2 separate regions of the Homo sapiens genome follow, and region 1 is linked to region 2. A link is a contact called in ENCODE Hi-C data. All regions are on one chromosome and are shown on one strand. Each heading gives the region's core, a stretch centred on a gene start or an enhancer-like site at or near the end of the contact. The rest is flanking DNA. Distances are from core to core; before and after follow the strand shown.

What was found. A loop is a pair of places that touch in the nucleus more often than their neighbours do. Pooled maps may share reads with other maps.
Region 1: a loop to region 2 is called in a map with no recorded cell type, with 13 times the contacts of the local background. The contact joins two enhancer-like sites. A Hi-C loop is called at or near these places in 11 of 37 single-sample maps with no recorded cell type and 5 of 50 pooled maps.

What each region holds. Positions count from the first base shown.
Region 1 is chrX:22,524,854-22,527,854 of GRCh38, forward strand. The region is part of intron 4 of PTCHD1-AS (PTCHD1 and PHEX antisense RNA); the gene reads right to left. It also overlaps the pseudogene RNU6-266P. Among named protein-coding and RNA genes, the nearest start is that of CBLL2, 250 kb to the left of the region's middle. RefSeq lists enhancers at 1,346-2,545, 1,474-1,603. Within about 2 kb of position 1,643, at least 3 of the 41 ENCODE cell types and tissues checked have a DNase peak (open chromatin) inside an H3K27ac peak, as active enhancers do.
Region 2 is chrX:22,059,436-22,062,340 of GRCh38, forward strand. The region is part of intron 3 of PHEX (phosphate regulating endopeptidase X-linked); the gene reads left to right. Among named protein-coding and RNA genes, the nearest start is that of PHEX, 29 kb to the left of the region's middle. Within about 2 kb of position 1,341, at least 2 of the 41 ENCODE cell types and tissues checked have a DNase peak (open chromatin) inside an H3K27ac peak, as active enhancers do.

The DNA of each region.
Region 1 (3,001 bases), core at 393-2,892, 470 kb after region 2:
TCTCGAACACCTGACCTCAGGTGATCCACCCGCCTCGGCCTCCCATAGTGCTAGGATTGCAGGCATGAGACACCGTGCCTAGCCCAAAACTTTTTATGATATATTAATAATATGTTTGACAAAGCAAATACTTTCAGTGTAATTATTCACATTGACTGAAAGAATCCTTTACTACAGCCCTCTATCTTATTGCTCACATAGATGATTCATTAAAAATCTAGATATATAGATGGCTAGACATGAATGTGGTATGGTTCTCAGAGCATAAGGTCTCCTAGATGGAGTAACGGAGGAGCATAACCTCTCCGTTACTCAAGGACTACTCTTATGCCTCCATCTCTAACTCATGGGAGGAATAGGAACATTGAACAGAGATTTGGTGCCTTCCTTTACTCACAGCTTGTACACAACTCACTGTGATGGTGATGTGTTTAGCCTGTGAACCTATGTAACAGAACTCGACAGGCAAAAAAATAGTTTCCTTCCACATTAAAAAGCAAACAGTGCAGCCATAGAAAAGAACGAGATCATGTCTTTTGCAGGAACATGGATGGAGCTGAATGCTATTATCCTCAGCAAACTAATACAGGAAAAGAAAACCAAATACTACGTGTTCTCACTTATAAGTGGAAGCTAAATGATGAGAGCTTATGAACACAAAGAAGGAAACAACAGACACTGGGGGTCTACTTGAGAGTGGAGGGAGGGAGGAGGGAGAGGAGCAGAAGAGGTAACTATCGGGTACTGGGCTTAACCCCTGGGTGATAAAATAATTTGTATAACAAACCCCCATGACATGAGTTTTCCTATGTAACAAACCTTCACATGTACCCCCAAACCTAAAATGCTAAAAAAAAACCAAAAAACACCCCAAAACAAAAAAATCTTTACCCCCAAAACCAAATAAAAACCCCCCTTGTTTTATCTAAATCATTATTAAATGCAGTCCTTCCTTAAAATTTTTACATTTTGTTATATTTACATAACGATAAAATCATTTCCCACTTGATATAAGAACAAAAATCTGTTAATTCATTATATTATTAGAATAAGCAAATTAATTACTGCTAACATCAAATTCATTTTAATTTCCATGACCGTCATATAGAGTTCTATACATAGAGAGTGGAACTCCACAATGAAAACGTGCTTAACTCTTTTTATTTCCTCCTCACAGCATGTTCTGCTTTAATGACATATTGAGGGAATAAAATACATGGAATTTTATTCTAGTATCAAGTGAGATTTTAAAATATATGTGAAAATATTTGATAAATGCTTTTTTTCCTAATGGGTGCACTTAGAAATTATAGTTTTAGGTATATTTATATTTTGGCCATATAGTCTCTTAAATAAGTAAAACAAAGCATACTGTAACAAACTATTTTGGTCAAAACTCTAAACAGTATATAGACTTCAAAATAACTTACTCAAAATTCATGAGATTTAGATTTCATGCTCAACTTATCAGGAGGAAACACATCCAAAATAGAAGTGGGTTGACTCTATAACTTCTACTCAATGGCTATATCTACATAACTGTGAATTAAAACAAACAAAAAACAAAAGCTAGAAAACTGAAATTGGTTCTTAGTCATTATGTCTAGTTATGACAAATCGAGACACTATGAGATGATTTTCTCCTCCGGAAACCAGGCATTCAAAGACTTCCAGTGACTCAGGATGGGAGTGTACAGAAGAGAAAAGAGGAACGAAGAAAGCACTGATGCAAGAAGACACAATTCATCAATTCATAACCACACCCTGATCTCCACTACCATAGCATTACAGCCATGATCTCTTTCAGCCTTCTCTCTGCCACTATTGCCCTCAGTGCTGATTTTAATAGATTTTACCTCTTTAGGATGGTAGTGATGAGGAGGGATACTGAACTACCGTGATTTGCCGTGAATTTTCCTAGGAAGGGCCCCAGGGGTCTGCCATGTAAGCGTAACAACTCTTATGTGAGTGTATCTCACTTTATACACAAACACTGTAATAATTTAATGTTATACATTTCTCAACCTGATATTATTTCCCTTTGATTATTTAGGTTGCACCTACCTCATGAGAAAGATTTGGAGAAGGTGTGAAAACTTTATCCCAAATCTTAGATGCTCTATAAATGTCTTCCATTTTATAAAGGCTATCTGAAAGAGAAGCAAGGACAATTCCGAAAAATTCTTCAATTTTAGGTTTGGTCAAACCAACAATAAATACAAAGAAATGGCTTCATCTGAGTAACTGATACTTCCAAGACTTGGCCATTGCAGTCTTTTGTAGATTATATAATTTACTAGTTAGATTAAAAATTATGGCAGGAGGAAATCTTAGAATGCTTTGGCTACCTATCTACGGATACAAAACCATGGTGTATAATTCCAACCTTATTAAAGCATTAGAACATTGGTTTTTAACTCTCTATTGGATTAGGACCAGGTATACTGGCACAGCTCAGTAAAACCTAAGATTGGAAATAATTTGAAATCTCAAAGTCATTGTCACCTTACCCATTTCACCTGGCTAATTACTTCCTCTCCTTTCATACAACCCAACAAATATGTATTCACATTAGTGGGGAAAAGAAGCTCTCCCTATATTTACACAATGGAGTGATTTTTGCCCTTCTAATTAACCAGCATGAGTCAAACGTTTAAAAGGTTCCAGAAGAAACTGTGCCTTCAATTAACATTCACAGTTTCTAAATTAATCACTGCTGACCTTAACATGCAGGAGTCTTAAAGACATGTTTCACATTTAAAAAATGGTAATTTTATTCAAAGAAATCTAACTACCTATGTTTCATAAGTGTTTGGTCATTGTTTTTCTCCTATCACTGCATAAGGAGTCCTAGAGTTTGGAGCATTGTTTCATCACATCTCTGGATAAAAGCCCTACAAATGATCTTGAGCATGATAATGATATTGTCTTCAATATAAAAATTAATAGTGACTCATTATACACTTTGAAAAATCCATACCATGCTCACTTCAGCAGCATA
Region 2 (2,905 bases), core at 91-2,590:
TTAGGGCTTGGTATTTAATGAATTAATCAAATAGCACATATATATATTTCACACAGTAAAAAAAGTTGTGCTGTGTTTTGAAATACCTGTTTTTCTTTGTAAGCCTATGTTTCTTATTTTATGTACTTATAAACATTATTCTCAGAATGGTCCATAGGTTTCAACAGACTGCTCAAGAGATGTAGGCAGAAAAAACCATTAAGAACCCCAGTGTATGTAAGGATTGCTAGAGCAAGATTCAAGAAGGCAGTTTTATTTAGCTCCAGCCTCTTGATCCATCTTAATTCAGGTGCTTGGAGTGGCATTGACTATTACGTGGCCTCATGGGTCCACTCATGCCCAAATCTTTGAGTACTTCACTGTCTAGACTCCCGGGGTAATGAGCATGTTACTGACAGTTAATATGTGTTTATGAGGATATTAGATGAAACTGGAGTTTGTACCAGTACCAACCCTTGAACTGATTAAATGCAGTCTTTATGATTGTCTATGCCTTGGAACCTGTATATTTTCAGGTGAAATTACTAAGGCTTGCCATGTGCTTATCATGAAAGCAGGGCATTAAAGGTCAATTCTGGGCCTGGCAGTGTACATCTGTAGTCCCAGCTACTCAGGAAGTTGGAGAGGGAAGAATGCTTGAGCCCAGGAATTCAAGGCTGTAGTAAGCTAAGATTGTGCCACTGCACTCCAGCCTGGGTGAGAGAGCAAAGCCCTGTCTCAAAAAAAAAAAAAAAAAAGTCAATTCTTATTCGAAGTGATATAGCTTTTATGAACAGTGCAAATGATTGGAAATAGTAATACACCAAGTAGAGTGTTTATCCATAAGCAGATACTACATGGTGTACAACAGAGCTAGCTTGTTATTCAATGTTGAAGACAGGGGCTGTTGATTGAACTTAGAAGGGTGGGGAGTAAGGGAGTAGGGGAACTGCAAACCTGGAGGTGCTGGGAGCTAAGTCCTAAGGGTCAGATCCAATATATATAGCTTGGCTTTGTTGGAAGGAAGGAATGAACAGGGCCTTTGGTGAGAGATGACAGGAGATAAGAGATGTTGAAATCCATTGGTGAGATTTTTGACTTGCAGCAGGGAATGCTAAGGTTTCTGAGAAGTGGAGCAATAGCCTGCAAAATGCTATGCATGGGAATATTGGCTGAAAAAAATGAATGGGAAAGCAGACAAGGGGGCATTTTTGTAGCATAAATATTGCCACACATTATGAAAAGTTTCCTGTGAGTTAGCTTGAATGTTGTAGGAGGAAAGAAACATTTCACTTTAGAAGATTGTGGGCTAAATTTAGGTTCCTTTGACTAAATATAAGTTCCTCAGCATGACTAATAACACAGGATATGTGCATCCTGAGAAAGACGTATACACCCACAATGACACTTTTCCACCTGCCCACACCCAGGTCCTGTTTTACAAGGTTGGTATGTTTAAGTGTATTTTACTTTGCAGTTGTTCAGAAGGATTGCATATTTTTGAAAAACTACTTCCTGAAAGAGGATGACTGTTTGGAAAGGAAAGAAAAATCCTAGCTGGCTTTGGTGGTAACAGTTGGGAGGCATACCCACGTGAGCTTTGGTGGTAACAATTCCTGAAGCTTCTCCAAGGGTCCACGTGTTCCTGCTGTTGGTTGCCAGAAGCCAGAATAATAATGGAGCTGAGAATATGGGATTTTTGTGAGAAATTCCAGGGGCATTCAGATTTCACAGCAGAAGCAGATGACTCAGATGTCCTGCGCCTTAGAGAGATGCGTGAATCCCTTACCTTTACCATACTCTGAATTGGTCAACGGCAGAATGGAAGCCCTACAAAAATTGAAAAGTTGGTTGCATGCTAACATTCATAGTGGAACTGAGTTGAAAATTTTATCCTTGTATTTCCAGACTCTCTGATTAGATTGTTTTAGCTATGCTCTCACCCCCAATTCTGAGAACTTTTCAACTGTGACTGAGGTGTGGATGGGTCAAGCATCTTTACAATGTGACAAAATCCCCATTTCTCCTCTGATTTACTACTAATGGGGAGATAATTCATTACTGTGAAGTGAGCCTTTAATAGATTAAAAAAGTTGTAAGAATATGTCACATAGGGCAGGACCTAACAGGGCTGGGCACTTTATTGAGGTGACCTTATTTAATAATATCATTAGTTATCATTTATTGGACTCTGAACTGAGCTCCCAACACGGAAGATGTAAGATTTATCTGCATTTTACAGATGAGAAGACAGAGGCACCAAGCAGTATAACTAGCCCAAGGTCACACGGCTGATATGCAATGGAGCCAGGATTAGATTTGGGCCATTTGACCTTTACTGCCTGGTAAAAGCCCTGAAAACTAGGAAGGTGATATTATTCCTGTTTTACGATTGGGCAAACTGTGGCTTAGAGAGGTGTATTAGTCTGTTTTCACACTGCTATAAAGAAATACCTGTGACTGGGTAACTTGTAAAGGAAAGAGGTTTAATTGACTCACAGTTCTGCATGGCTAGGGAGGCCTCAGGAAACTGAAAATCATGGCGGAAGGGGAAGGAGGCATGTCTTACATGGCAGCAGGTGAGAGAGAGTGAGCAAGAGCAGGGCAAACTGCCTTATAAAACCATCAAATCTCTTGAGAACTCATTCACTATCACGAGAACAGCATGGGGGAAGAATGCCCCCATGATCTAATCACCTCCCATGACGTTCTTCCCTCAACACGTGGGGATTATGGGGATTACAATTTGAGAATTCTGCCACTGAACCACCCATGCGGGGATTAGAATTTGAGATGAGATTTGGGTGGAGACAGAGCCAAACCATAACAACAGGTTAAGTAATTTACCCATATTCACACAATTAGAGACCTATAAAGATACCTTCCAGAGTAGTATTGTCCGATAGAAATATAATGTGAGTCACAA